4 separate regions of the Homo sapiens genome follow, and regions 1, 2 and 3 are each linked to region 4. The links are chromatin contacts, found by Hi-C or POLR2A ChIA-PET in ENCODE. All regions are on one chromosome and are shown on one strand. Each heading gives the region's core, a stretch centred on a gene start or an enhancer-like site at or near the end of the contact. The rest is flanking DNA. Distances are from core to core; before and after follow the strand shown. Region 1 overlaps POLA2 (DNA polymerase alpha 2, accessory subunit). Region 2 holds the start of MTA2 (metastasis associated 1 family member 2). Region 3 holds the start of ZBTB3 (zinc finger and BTB domain containing 3). Region 4 holds the start of FKBP2 (FKBP prolyl isomerase 2).

The links. Hi-C counts contacts between places; a loop is a spot of excess contacts on that map. ChIA-PET counts read pairs that join two places held with the same protein, here RNA polymerase II (POLR2A). Pooled maps may share reads with other maps.
Region 1: POLR2A ChIA-PET joins it to region 4 with 17 read pairs in PC-9. The contact joins the enhancer-like site here to the promoter of FKBP2 in region 4. POLR2A ChIA-PET finds 5 or more read pairs at or near these places in 2 of 52 experiments (PC-9 and Panc1).
Region 2: a loop to region 4 is called in a pooled map, with 9 times the contacts of the local background. The contact joins the promoter of MTA2 here to the promoter of FKBP2 in region 4. A Hi-C loop is called at or near these places in 1 of 37 single-sample maps with no recorded cell type and 7 of 50 pooled maps. POLR2A ChIA-PET finds 5 or more read pairs at or near these places in 2 of 52 experiments (PC-9 and activated CD4-positive, alpha-beta T cell).
Region 3: a loop to region 4 is called in a pooled map, with 8 times the contacts of the local background. The contact joins the promoter of ZBTB3 here to the promoter of FKBP2 in region 4. A Hi-C loop is called at or near these places in 7 of 50 pooled maps. POLR2A ChIA-PET finds 5 or more read pairs at or near these places in 4 of 52 experiments (H1, WTC11, activated B cell and 1 more).

The regions. Positions count from the first base shown.
Region 1 is chr11:65,289,212-65,292,555 of GRCh38, forward strand. POLA2 (DNA polymerase alpha 2, accessory subunit) reads left to right here. Exons shown (of 18, transcript NM_002689.4): 13 at 588-661. Among named protein-coding and RNA genes, the nearest start is that of CDC42EP2, 24 kb to the right of the region's middle. Within about 2 kb of position 1,705, at least 30 of the 41 ENCODE cell types and tissues checked have a DNase peak (open chromatin) inside an H3K27ac peak, as active enhancers do; they include PC-9, where a contact is called at or near this core.
Region 2 is chr11:62,600,104-62,603,168 of GRCh38, forward strand. MTA2 (metastasis associated 1 family member 2) reads right to left here and starts at 1,762. Exons shown (of 18, transcript NM_004739.4): 1 at 1,320-1,762; 2 at 519-586; 3 at 63-156. The coding sequence starts at 1,347. EML3 (EMAP like 3) reads right to left here. Exons shown (of 22, transcript NM_153265.3): 20 at 3,046-3,065; 21 at 2,656-2,786; 22 at 2,115-2,575. The coding sequence ends at 2,372. RefSeq lists enhancers at 633-1,343, 778-827, 2,208-2,257, 2,766-3,065 and silencers at 1,078-1,157, 1,238-1,337, 1,408-1,457.
Region 3 is chr11:62,752,333-62,755,629 of GRCh38, forward strand. It overlaps ZBTB3 (zinc finger and BTB domain containing 3), which reads right to left and starts at 1,828. Exons shown (of 2, transcript NM_001370809.1): 1 at 1,632-1,828; 2 at 1-1,383. The coding sequence starts at 1,332. RefSeq lists enhancers at 481-1,358, 2,239-3,116.
Region 4 is chr11:64,239,618-64,242,904 of GRCh38, forward strand. It overlaps FKBP2 (FKBP prolyl isomerase 2), which reads left to right and starts at 1,478. Exons shown (of 6, transcript NM_004470.4): 1 at 1,478-1,515; 2 at 2,767-2,941. The coding sequence starts at 2,771. It overlaps LOC114841035, which reads left to right and starts at 1,478. Exons shown (of 6, transcript NM_001370414.1): 1 at 1,478-2,596; 2 at 2,767-2,941. The coding sequence starts at 1,663. The coding sequence ends at 2,460. RefSeq lists enhancers at 485-1,387, 887-946, 987-1,106, 1,388-2,288, 3,191-3,287 and silencers at 1,387-2,406, 2,437-2,676.

The sequences.
Region 1 (3,344 bases), core at 455-2,954, 1.0 Mb after region 4:
ATCATTTTAGCAGAGCACTTTATTAATAAAGATCTGGAATCCAAGGGCCTCCTTTCACCAGAATACAAGGCTGTCTGGAAGCTGGGGGAGGGACATATAAGTCCTAATGTTCCTTTGTTTGTGATGCCTGCTGCTAAGGCACAAGAGCACTAGCACAAATGCAGGTGTCTGGCAGTCATGGGCTGCCCTGTGAAAGAACCTGTCCTGGCCAATACCCCAAGCTTATAACTCATCTTGCTGTCCTTTGCATAAAACACGAATGGTCCTTCCTGGGACATCTCCATGGCTGAGGTCTGGGACCTCCAATCCTTCGTCTCACGATACTTTACCTTCCATGGAAAATATTTCAAAGTACTCTTTCTTTTAGTCTCTCTCAGATTGCATTCAAGAGGGTTAATTCCCACATCTCTTCTCCTCCCTTCGACTAGACTTAGCTCCTTAAGACAAAGACCATGTCTTTTTCATCTTTGCGTCTCCTTCAGCTCCTAGCCCAACAGCTGACTTCTATGGGTCACCTAACAATGTTAAACAAGTGAATAAACACCAAACATCTGCCGTCTAAATCTGTCTCCTTTCCTTTCTTGCAGAATTGTCTACTGACAAGTCCATTTGAAGACATTTTCAAGCAGTGTCTACGAACAATTATTGAAGGCACAAGAAGGTCAGATTTCAAAATACTGGACAGAACCTTAAGCTTCTTAGGTTTCTCCAGAGCTTCCCATTAAGAAACTGAAACTGCTTAAAAGTCGTGGCAGGGCCAGGCTCAGTGGATCACACCTGTAATCCCAGCACTTTGGGAGGCCGAGGCGGGCACATCACCTGAGGTCAGGAGTTTGAGACCAGCCTGGCCAATATGGTAAAACTCTGTCTGTACTAAAAATACAGAATTAGCCAGGCGTGGCGGTGGGCACCTGTAATCCCAGCTACTTGGGAGGCTGAGGCAGGAGAATCACTTGAACCTGGGAGGCAGAGGTTGCAGTGAGCCAAGATCGTGCCGTTGCACTCCAGCCTAGGCAAAAAGAGCGCAACTCCATCTCAAAAAAAAAAAAAAAAAAAAGCTGGGCGTGGTGGCTCACGCACTTTGGGAGGCCAAAGCAGGCGGATCACCTGAGGTCAGGAGTTCAAGACCAGCCTGATCAATATGGTGAAACCCTATCTCTACTAAAATTACAAAATTAGCTGGGCGTGGTGGCACATGCCTGTAATCCCAACTACTGCGGAGGCTGAGGCAGGAGAATCTCTTGAACCCAGGAGGCAGATGTTGCAGTGAGCCGAGACCACACCATTGCACTCCAGCCTGGGCAACAAGAACAAAACTCCTTTTCCAAAAAAAAATCATGGCAGTTCCTATTCTTTCCTTCCTTTTGAACTACCGAGATCAGCTAGAACCCTTGAACTTCAAGTGCAAGTTAAGAGGCATCTCTGTAAAACACAAAGATAAACATACTTGACAAGGCTGCATCGGCTCTCACTCTTTGGTTGCTCTTTCTCTTCTATACTTAGTTCCTTTTCTCACTCCCTTTTGTATAAACTAATATTCCACGGGAATCTTCCCAGGATGGTTTTGAGAAGTGTTTGATGACTTACGCAGTGAAATCCTGTGAGACCCCAAACATCTTGTTGTGTAAGTGATTGTATTGGGTAAGCCCAAGTTCCTCCCAAGTCAGTGCTTCCCCAGGGTGCGTGGGAAGCTGCCAGTGGCTACAGCTGGTGGTGATAGAAACTCTCAGTGAGGGTGGGGCCTTGAATCCTTGCCATAGACCAAACGGAAGGAACTGTGAGAGGTTACAGCAGTGATGAGAGAGCTGTGCAGTTCTCATTTGAGAGGAAAGTCACTGTTCCAGGAAGAGGCTAAAGCCGGAAGTGGAAAGTTATTCAGAAATCTGACATCCTCCATTCCTGTCCCTTTTCCCCAGTGCCAGGGTTTGAAAGAAGTTGGTATAGGTGGTAGATCTCCTCACAAGATCTGCATGCTTGTAGCTGAGCTAATAAAATACAAATATTCCTGAGGCTAAGCATTTAAAAACGAGTCTGTCACAAAGGTGGTTTTTAAAATAAGATGTCTAACCTTCCGCCTTTTAGCCATGAGAACTGATCCCAGAATCAATAAGTTGTAACATTACCTTCTTGTACCAGCAGTGTGGGCCAGGATGGTAGATGTCACAGCTGGAATAAAGAACATCCCCCAACTCACCCCAGAATCAGAGACTTGGGTTGTGCCAGTGACAACCATGTCTGGTTCTGCCCTTTCCTCCCCTGCCTCCCTCAGATGAAGGTGATGCAGGTGCCTTCCCTCTTCCCCAGATTTGCTGTGATCCTGGTCAAGTTCATCAGGCCTGGAGAGTGGTTGGAACTCCTCAGGAGATAGACCCCCAAAACACAGGAGCAGGGCTGTGTTCTTTTGTCAGCCCTTGGGGATAGGCAGGGACTGTGTTGTAGTGCCCTAACACTGGCTGGGTGCTTTCAGTTTGAGGTCGGGTTCTGTTTTTGGTTCCTTACCCCGTGTGGTATTGACAGCAGTGATAGAAATAAAGCACAGATGAGGCATTGTCACACTGGGGATGAGAGCCCAGCACCACCAGGCACTTTCATCTATGGCCAGTGTGTGCCACAGGGCAGGGGGAGCTGCCCCACCCTTCTAGAAACAGTATATAAACAGTTCTTGGGCAGAGAATTTCTTTGTATTCCTGAGAGGTCAGAAATGCAGAGCATTAAGCTGAGTCATCATTAGTAAAAGTCAGAGCCAGGCTAAGCACGGGGCTCACGCCTATAATCCCAGCACTTTAGGAGACTGAGGCGGGCAGATCACTTGAGGTCAGGAATTCAAGACCAACCTGGCCAACACGGCGAAACCCCATCTCTACTAAAAATACAAAAATTAGCCAGATGTGGTGGTGGGTGCTTGTAGTCTCAGCTACTCGGGAGGCTGAGGCAGAATTGCTTGAACCCAGGAGGTAGAGGTTGCAATGAGCCGAGATCGCACCACTGCACTCCAGCCTGGGCGACACAGCAAGACTCCATCTCAGAAAAAGAAAAAGAGCCAGTGAGAAAGCACCTCAGAGAAAGCGAGCAGAGCCCGCGGTTCTCGTCCTGTTTGCGGGAGCAGCTGGAGGACCCTCCCGCTGTGACGTACGAGGTTGTGCAATGCTGAGCATAGTTGGGATGTTTTTCTGATCCCTCCTTCTATAGGCGCTTTCTAACCATGAGCAGGAAGGCTATTTCCTCCTTAACTATTGCCCTTCCAAAGCCTACACTGAAACAGGGCAATTTTGTCCCTTGAGAGCAGCCAGCTGCACCTCAGTCCTTTGTGTTTATCACAGATGTCAAGCCCTTGAGATGTGGAG
Region 2 (3,065 bases), core at 512-3,011, 1.6 Mb before region 4:
CAGGGACATGCCCAGGCCTCAGATCATGGGTAGGAGAAAAAGAAAGGGAGGAAGATACTCACTGGCATTACTATCAGCCAGGCTGTTGAGGCTACTAGAAATGTCCCTGCGCCGGAAAAGACAGACAACCTTTGCCTCCACATTTCCATTTGCAGTCTAAGGGGAGGAAAAAAACAAAAACAAAACAACGTAGCAGTGGAAATTGATCATCTGGGAACAGAAATGCACAAAGAGACAAATAACAGTAAGTTTCAGAGGGACCTAAATTAAAAAGCCCAAGAAAATATGAGTAAAGACTTACATTCAAGGATAGACTTCCAAATCCCTTTCCTTTGCCCCCAAGAGACAGAATAGTAAAGTTCCTGCTAACCTCTCAATAGCCTTTCCTGAATACATCCAATGAATGAATGAACGAATATGAATGGGTACTTAGTATAGGATCCTCTCTTCCACCAGAAGTTAGAAACCTCAGAAGAGACCACTGCGGGAGGGAGGGAGAGGGATTCTGCTCCACTCACCTTGTTGAGCTCCTCAATCCGTCTAACCAGGTAAGGATTGCTGGAAGAGTTCTCAAAATAGACGTAATCTGTAAGGGAAGGGAGGGGGGAGAACCACGAAGATCAGAGGAGATGGGAGACGCAGAGCACCAGGGTAGGAGAGAAAGTTGGCCTGAGTGGATCAAAAGGAGATAAGGATTCAGGTAGAAAGGGCGCTGAGATGTGAAAGTGGACAGACTAAGAGAAAATAAGGATGTCCCCCATCCCCACCGCACCTAGTTCTAAAATTAGATCCTTTACTCAAAAGAGAGCCTTAAGGAACAGGCAAGAAGCAGGGGTTCCCCTGCAGTCCCCACAACTCAGCGATGAGTTGCACCCCAGTCGCGGCGAAGTAATTGTCCGCTCTAGCGCAGGGCCCCTACCTTTTCGAATCGAGGCGCACAATAACGCCTGGGAAGAGGAAACCTCCGGGCGGCTCCCCCGCGGTGGCAAAGCCGTCGCCCCAGCCCCTCGCGTTCCCTCCCTACCCTGTCAGCTCCTTCGGAACCGGTTCCGAAGGCCACTCCGTGCCCCGGGGAGCCCCTGACGCAGCCCCGAAAGTGCCGTCGGGGCTGCCCGCAGCTTCTCTCTGGGAGTCTCGGAGCCCTGCCGCGTCGCGGTTCCCCGCACCCTCTCTCCTCGTCTCCCGGTTCCGGTTCCGGTCCGCGCTCCGGTCCACGCTGCCCCATACGCTGCGCCTCGCGCCACCCGGTGCCGAGCCCCTCAGGTCCCTACCCCAACCTCTCCCGCCCCGGGCCCCGTATCCCTGCGCCCGGTACTCACCTCCCACCCGGTACATGTTGGCCGCCATGGCCGTTCCCGCCGCCGCCTCCGGCCGCACAAAGGGGTCCGGGAGGCTCGCGGGGGCAGGGCTCGGCTCGAGGCAAAGCCCCGAACGGTGGGCTGCCGCTTCGAGGGAGTCTCACTGGGGCCCGCGCAGCCGGCACCTCCGCTGCCTCAGCCGTCGCGGTTCATCCCGGCCCGCGCTGTCGCCGCCGCAGCTATCGCCTCACTCCCGGGACGCTGAGGCTGGCCCCCGTCCGCTCGGCTTCTTCCGGAACGAGCTCGGCTCCTGCCAGGCCAGAGCCAGGCTCCAGCTACCCCCGCCCCCGCGGAGTCCCACTAGTCGTTGGGCTCTGCCGGCCGCAGGGAAGGCTTGCCGGGCCCGCCTCAGGGTTCGCCTCCTTCCGGAACACCTTCGGCCGATCCGGAGAACAAGGCCCACTGCTCGGCTCAGGTCGGAGAGCGAGACCCCGCAGATCGGCTACTTCCGGAAGAAGTTCGGCTCCTGTCGGGCAACCGCTCGGCTATTTCCGTCGCAGCTCGGCCCCACCCCCTTTTCCGAGGGCGGGAGAGGAGTCGGGCTTAACTCTGTCCTCGCTGGAGCCCTGCAGCTCCTCCTCGCGCCCCAAAGACTCGCGCGCCTTAGCGCTTCGCCAGGTTATTTGCAAGCGGCTTTGCCTGTCATTTGCATAAATGGTCTACGCTCCCTTACCCTTTCCGCACGCCTCTTTTCCTTCGTCCCCACCCCACAGAGCCCCGGAGGCGCCCGGCAGCGCCCCACAAAAGCACCGGGAGGCGACTTTGGTTCTGGTTTATTGCCCCTCAGCAGGCAGCGGGAGTCAAGGCCTAGGCTGGGGCTGCCCGGCTCAGCCAGCGGGTCTAAACAGTGTGTGCAGGGGCGCCGTTCGCGCCCTCCAGGAAAATGCGCGATCGGGAATGTCTCGAAGTCAGTCCAGGAAAGAGTCGGCCCCTAGTCGTGGGGGATTGGGCCAGGGAAGGGCAGGGCGGGGCGGGGCCACGCCGCCGGGCCAGTCGGTCCCGCCAGGCAGCGATCAAACGTCGAGGGAGGAGGCGGGGGACAGGGAGGGGGTTCGAGAGGGCGTGGCGGGCGCCGGCCCCGCGCCCCCAGCGCCCAGCACTCGCCACTGGAAGATGCTGGCGTCCTTGCCGCCCAGCGAGACGAGGTGCGAGTCGTCGTGCGTGAATCGGACGCTGGTCACGTGGCTGCCGTGGCCCCCGTACATGCGGCTCGGCGCCTGGGCCGGAGGGAAGAGTTGCGGTGGCGGCTGAGCCCTCGGGCCCACCGGTCCCACCCCGGCGATCCCCGCGGCCTCACCTTGGCACGAGCGCACGGGTACTGGAAGAGATGCACTTTGCAGAAGTCGTCGGCCACCGCCACCACGCGCTCGTTGTGGGAGCGGCACAGGGAGTTGATGTCGGTCCCATCGGAGCCGTCCGGCCAGACGCCTAGCACAGCGGCCGGCCTCAGCCCGACCTCCTACCCACCGCCACCCACGGCCCAGAGCTACACCATTTCAGGCGCTCCGGCAGCCGCGGCCACCCACTGCCGCGTTCCAGGCAAGCCTTCCCGGTCCCGAGGGGCCTCCTGGGCTGGATCTTCAGGTTTCTGGACTCTCACCCAACGACACACGCCCAGCGTTCCAAGCCCAAACTGGGCTCCACCTTGTCCCCCACCCTTCCAGCAGGTTTCCACGCCCCTGCTCACCGTAGACGTGAAAGCCCAGC
Region 3 (3,297 bases), core at 578-3,077, 1.5 Mb before region 4:
GTGCACCGTGGCATGTCGCCGTAGTGTGTAAGAGCATGAGAAGGTCTTCCCACATGTCTTGCAGGTGGGAACATCCTCAGTAAAAACCCCAAAGCTTCCTGGAGCTGCTTCGTACTCAGAAGACAGGTAAAGTGGCTCATGCAGGGATGCGGGTGCAGGCAGAGGTGAGGTCACCAGTCCTCGATGATACTGCCCTGCACCTGGCAGCAGATGGTAGGGTAGATGAGGGTCTGTTGGCAGGAAGTGGTCACTTGGCCCCACCTCCTCCAGTCCTGCTGCCCCTGGGTCTTCAAAAGCCTCTGGCTGGGAGGGCTGTGCCCCATACACTGCTCCTCCAGATGGGAAAGCTCTCTCAGGACCCTGAGGCTGTTCATCTGACACATCAGTCTCTTCATCAGAGATCACAATAGCTTCAACTTTCACCTGGACCAGCTCAGCTTCAGCTGGGGCTGGAGCCTGGGATGGAACTGGAGCTGAGACAGGGGCTGGGGCTGACGTTGGGGCTGAGGCTGGGGGATAGAAGCCTTGCAGTGGTCCTCCAGGATCCTTTGGTTCCACCACCCTCAGACTCTCAGGACCCACATCAAGAGATGGCAGTGGCTCCAATGAAACTGCTGAGATGCCAGAAGAGAAGTAGTTTGTAGGAATGGTCTCAGTGGAGCTACTAGGGCTGGCAAGAGAGACATCAGCCACTGGTGGATGAGGTGCCCGCAGATGTGGTGCGTCAACCTCCATGCCAGGCTGTGTAGTGTCAGCCCCACTAGACATTGGTGGCTCATCTGGAGGACGGACAGTAGGTGAGGGAGCAGCAGAGCCTTTCCATTCCCCTTTGCCCCAGTGGCCTGATGTCTCAGCAGATGCCAACGAAGGTTGGGTGCCACGGGAAGTACTAGACAAAAACTCCAAACTAGGAAGCTGTGAGTTGGTTTCCTCCTCCTTCTTGGTACTGTCTGCCTCTGCCAGGGCCCGGGCTTGAAGCCGCCGCTTACACACCTTGACGATGTCATTCATGTGCAAGTAGCTGGCAGCTGCCAGCACATCCTCCACAGGGGTATCCCCTCTCAGGGTCAGCTGGCCAGCATACATAAAGTCCAGAAGCAGCCCAAAGGCTGGGGCTGTGACAATTTCATTGTGAATACACACCAGATCCCTCTTGTCCAATTCCCGCTCCTTGTAGAAAAGCTGGAAGAATGGGCTGCAGGAGGCCAGCACAGCCCGATGGGCCAAGAACTGGGTACTACCCACCATCACGGTGCAGTCACAAAGGAAACCCTGGGACCGCTGCTCCCGGAGGCTCTGCAGCAGCTGCTGACTGTGTTCTGGGAACTCCATAGTACCCCACGAAGGAAAGGGGGCCCAAAAAAGGTCCCCACCAGTGGCTCCCTGAGAAAAAAGGGCAGTGAGTTAAGACAGGTAACCTCCCCAGCAACCTTATCAGCCCTTAACTATCACTTGCCACTCCAAAACAATCGCTTAAGTTACTGCCCTTCTTTCTCCTAGGTCACACCCAAAGCTCTCCCATTAGCTCCGCCCACCTCGGCCTAACCTTAGAACAGGCCCCACCCCCGTCCGATAAGCCCTGCCCCCGGAAGTCCCGCCCCTTAGCCACCCTCCGCTTCCTTGATGCCCACCCGGTAGCGTCCAACGGCTCCACGAAGTAGAGATCTTTTTCGCTCCCAGGCCTTGCCAGGCGATGCCTCTACGCCCCACTTCGAGAACTCCCTAAGCATCTCCCTCACGCATTCCAGGGGCTAAGGACTACCAGGGTGGGAACTAGCGGAGAAAGCTGATACCTCACCCACCACCGAGCAGCCACAGGGCGAGCTCCGCCCCTTCCCACCTTCTCAGCTTTAATTGGCTTAAGATTGCCCTCCCCTGTCACGGATTGGTCCGCTCTCCACTAACCATCCTCCCTCTAACTGCCGTCTACAATTGGGTGCTCGCCGCCATCGCTTTTGCAGTCAGGCGTTGGATTGGGTGACGCTCCTGTCCTCAACTTTTCCTCTTCGTCCCGCCTTCCTTGCCTCCGAGCCCTCAGGATTGGCTGAGCTTCTCCTTCTACCTAATCCAGCAGGCAGGAGGTACCCGGCTCCGAGTCGCTGAACGCGGCGCTCTCCTGGCGAGGCTGGAGGTCGGGAACCCTGCAGTGTCGGACCCGAGCTGACAGCAAGCCACTCCCGCTACAGGCTGACAGGGAAAAAGAGAACCAACTAGGCCAGGCGCAGTGCTTCACGCCTGTAATCCCAGGACTCTGGGAGGCCGAGGAGGGCGGATCACTTGGGGTCAGGAGTTCGATACCAGCCTGGCCAACATGCTGAAACCCCGTCTCTACTAAAAATACAAAAATTAGCAGGTCTTGGGGGCGCGCGCCTGTAATCCCAGCTACTGGGGAGGCTGAAGCAGGAGAATCACTTGAACCCGGGAGGCGGAGGTTGCAGTGAGTCAAGATCGTGCCACTGCACTCCAGCCTGGGCGACAGAGTAAGACCCTATCCCCCCACCCCCCCAAAAAAAGAGAACCAACTGGTGACTGTGGGCAATAGCCCCACGTCCCTGAACTGCGTTTGTCTCTTGAAGGTCCCTTCCTCTCAAAAATTCTAAGATTTGCCGGGTTCGGTGGCTCACGCCTTTAATCCCAGCAGTTTGGGAGGCTGAGACGGGCAGATCACTTGAGGTCCGGAGTTCAAGAGCAGCCTGGCCAACATAGTGAAACCCCATCTCTACTAAAAATACAAAAATCAGCTGGGCATGGTGGCGCGTGCCTGAAATCCCAGCTTCTAGGGAGGCTGAGGCAGGAGAATCTCTTGAACCCAGGAGGCAGAGGTTGCAGTGAGCCAAGATAGCGCCACTGCACTCCAGCCTGGGAGACAGAGCAAAACTCCATCTAAAACAAACAAACAAAAAAACATTTTAAGATGCCCTACTGCTCCACTCCTCCAAGCTAAGTTTCCGGGGCTCCCGGCTCAGTGATGGCATGAAAGAACTAGCAGCTACAGGGATGATGTCGTGGTGTCCCTAGCCTGGACTCTACAGTCAATTTACAGTGAGAGGATAGAGTGTTCTTTGTTTCCAGAGCGTGCTGAGCAGGTGCTGGTAGGAAGGGTAAGAATGGGGTCAGGATCATAAAATGTCCCAGGACAGGAGAGAAGAAGCAAAAACCGTGTCTACTGAAGAAATCTTTGAGAGTCTCTACACACCCAGAGGAAAAGGCTATAAGTTGGGAGTCACTGATAACTGCCCCGTCTGACCCAGGTAGTGTTACTAGAGGAGTAAACTCGGTGCCCTAATCCTCACTCCT
Region 4 (3,287 bases), core at 228-2,727:
GAGACGGGTTTCACCATGTTGGCCAGGCTGGTCTCGAACTCCTGACCTTGGGTGAACCACCTGCCTCAGCCTCCCAAAGTGCTGAGATTAGAGGCGTGAGCCACCGCGCCCGCCCAACCCACACAGTTTTCTCCACCCTCGCCTCCCTTGCATCCTGCAGCTTCCTTCATCATCAGTTGCTGCCTGAGATTCTCCTGACTTGTCTATCCTAGCCCAAGCCCAGCCCCTACCCTTCTCCCTGCAGCCTCCAGTGCCCAGGGCTGAGTGGTTTGGGGTGGATGAAAGGCCAACCTTGGGCACCACTGCTTTGCCTGCTGAAGCAGGACATTCAGGGGCAGAGTTAACTCAATTGGGCAGCCACTGGGAGGGGCAGCCACCCTAATGGAGGCTTTCTCTGAGGTGTTGGGTCAGAGCATGTGGGTATGATCTTAGTGGGCCTAAGGCAGGAGTGGGTTGAACCAGGAGACAATTCCTGACAGCGATTACTACTTTCAAATCATTTTCTCAGTCATGATGTCACTGGACATGCCATAGGTCAATTAGCATGAGGCAGAAAGGGGTTAGGGCCCCAGAGCTACCGCCTCCAGAGCCCAGTTAGCCCCACCAGTCACGCACAATGCTTCACATGCACCTCCTCACTTTCTCCTCGCTCGATTCTGAGGTCAGCATCATGATTGTCTTCCTTTTACAATTGAGGAAATAGGCTCAGAAAGGCTAACTGGCCGGGGGGATTTGACCTCAACTCAGCTGTCTCCCTAACCTTCAACCTAGGTTTAGCTGCCTCTCAACTGCAGGTTCATTACTTCAGTTGACAGATGTTTGGTGGCTGCTGGGGCGCCTGAAAATAAGTCTGGTGGGGGAACAGGCCCAGCCAGATCATTCCAGTCATGAGTCACAGCCCAGGTGCACAGGTAGAGGTAAGCCTGGCTCCTGGGAGAGAGATGTGGGCAGGAGCATTGGCTGGAAGCCAGGGCTTGTCATTGGACATCATCTCGGTCCTGCAGGGGCCCTGTGGGGTGGGTGTCATCAAGCCCGTGTTACACGCCTGTATTGGATGACAAATTCTACCAAGCACACAGCCGACCGGGAGTTCAAACGTGAGTGTCACTGTGAAGCCCAGGCTCCACAGCGACTGAGGGCCGTGGGCCATGATGAGGCCCGGGAAAACAGGAGTGCTGTGGGAGAGGCTGGGGGCGACTTGAAATGGCGCCTCAAGACCCCCTCCGGGAACCCACGCCCGCCTGACCTTACTATCACCTCGGCCGGAAGTGTCTCCGGCCTTTTCGGAAGTCACTTTCACCTAACCTTACAGACTACCGCTCCGCCGGAAGTGACGCAGGGCAGCGGCGTCGCGGGGGCGGGGCTCGGGAAAGACCCGTGCCAGCGGGCGTGTGGCCGCGGGTTTCGCACGGTCCAATAAGGGAGGGCGGCGTGGCCCGGCCTGGTAGCGACGAGGACGCGCCTGCGCAGAGGCGGCAGCACCACCGGGGTTGACTCCGGGGGCGCGGCGAGGAGGTGAGCGGGGGCCACAGCCCGGGCTGGGGGGAGCCGGGGTGCAAGAGGGCAGGCTGGATCAGGCCGGGCAGAAGCGGACCGGGCTCCGAGTGTCAACGAGAGCTAGGTGACGAGGAAATTGGGGGTGGGGGCCGGAGCTGTCCGGAGATGCCGCAGGGGGAGGGTTCTCACGCCGCACGGGGCGGAGTCCTGGGACTCGGGGCGGGACGTGGAACCGGGACGGGTGGGACCTCCGAGCTGGTGCCAGTGGAAGGCGGAGCCCGGCGGCGGGGGGCGGAGCTAGGAGGGTCGGGGGACGGAGCCTGGCTCTTGAAGGAGGAGCTGGAGGAGGTGAAAGGCGGAGCCTCGGGGTCGGAAGCAGAGGGGGACGGAGCGGAGGCGCTGGGGGCGGGGCTTCAGCCGGTGAGTGGCGTGGCTACGGCTCCGGAAAAGGGGTCTAGTTCTGTCGAAGGCGGGGCTGCAGGCCCGGGGGCGGTACCGCGTCCTCCGAAGGGCGGTGCCAAGGAGCCAAGTGAGGAGCCTGGCCCGAGTAATGGCCCCGGGCGTCCTCGCGGGGGTGGTCTCCGTGGTGGCCGGGCTTGGGGACGCCGTAGGCCGAGAACTCCACCGGGAGAGGTGGTGTGGGTGGAGCGGGCTCGGCGGCCAGCAGACACAGGGCCAGTCTGGGTGCCCCGGAGACCCCCAAGGGCTCAGAGTTGGGGCGGCGCCCCGGGCGGAAGCACAGGGCCAGGCTGGGGGGTATCTCCCGAGGACCCGGGCTCCTCGGAGCCACCCAGTGGGGATGTGTGGGTGCCTCGGGGCCGGCCCCCTGCAGCGGCCGCAGAGGTGTTGGTGTGCTGGACCGGGGGCAGCTGGGTGTGGCGTGAGTGGGGCCGCCCAGTCGGGGCAACTGCAGTGCAGCCAGATAGGGTCTGGACTTTGCGTAAAGGGACAGGCGGGAACTGAAGAGCGGAGGTGGGGACTGGGAGGGAGGGAAGGTATGGGGGTGAGCAAAGGGGCGGGTCCCTGGCTGCTGTGGCCTCCCCTGACCCCCTCCCCCCGCTGCTGGGGTCCTCGGCCAAGCCCCCTTCTCACTGGACTGGTAAGTGTGGCCCCGGAGCCCGGGGGAGAGGGCGGTGACCCGGGACAAAGGGGATCCCCCGGGGCAAGGAAGATACAGTGGCGGTGGAACCCTCCTGTTACCTACCCGTGTTCCATACTCTCCCTGCCCTCCCCCACGTTCAGTCGGTCGGTCGGGGTCTGTGCCCACAGAGACATGAGGCTGAGCTGGTTCCGGGTCCTGACAGTACTGTCCATCTGCCTGAGCGCCGTGGCCACGGCCACGGGGGCCGAGGGCAAAAGGAAGCTGCAGATCGGGGTCAAGAAGCGGGTGGACCACTGTCCCATCAAATCGCGCAAAGGGGATGTCCTGCACATGCACTACACGGTGAGTGGGTTGGGCGGGCCTTTTGGGAGTGGGTGGGGCTTCCGAGGACCAGAGAGTGCTTGGGAGTCTGGTTCTCCATAAGCCAGGTAGGTGACCTTGGGCAAGTCCCCTCTCGCCTCTAAGCCAGTTTCCATGGTTCTGCCTTGCCCTTGCCTACTGCCCAGGTGGGCACCAGCAGGCAGTGACAGTGTACTGTGAGCTGCCCAAGGCTCTGTCCTCTTAAAGAACTATGACCAGCTGGGCGCAGTGGCTCACCCCTGTAATCCCAGCACTTTGGGAGGCCGAGGCGGGTGGATCACCTGAGGTCAGGAATTTGAGACCAGTTTGGCCTCATGATGAAACTTTC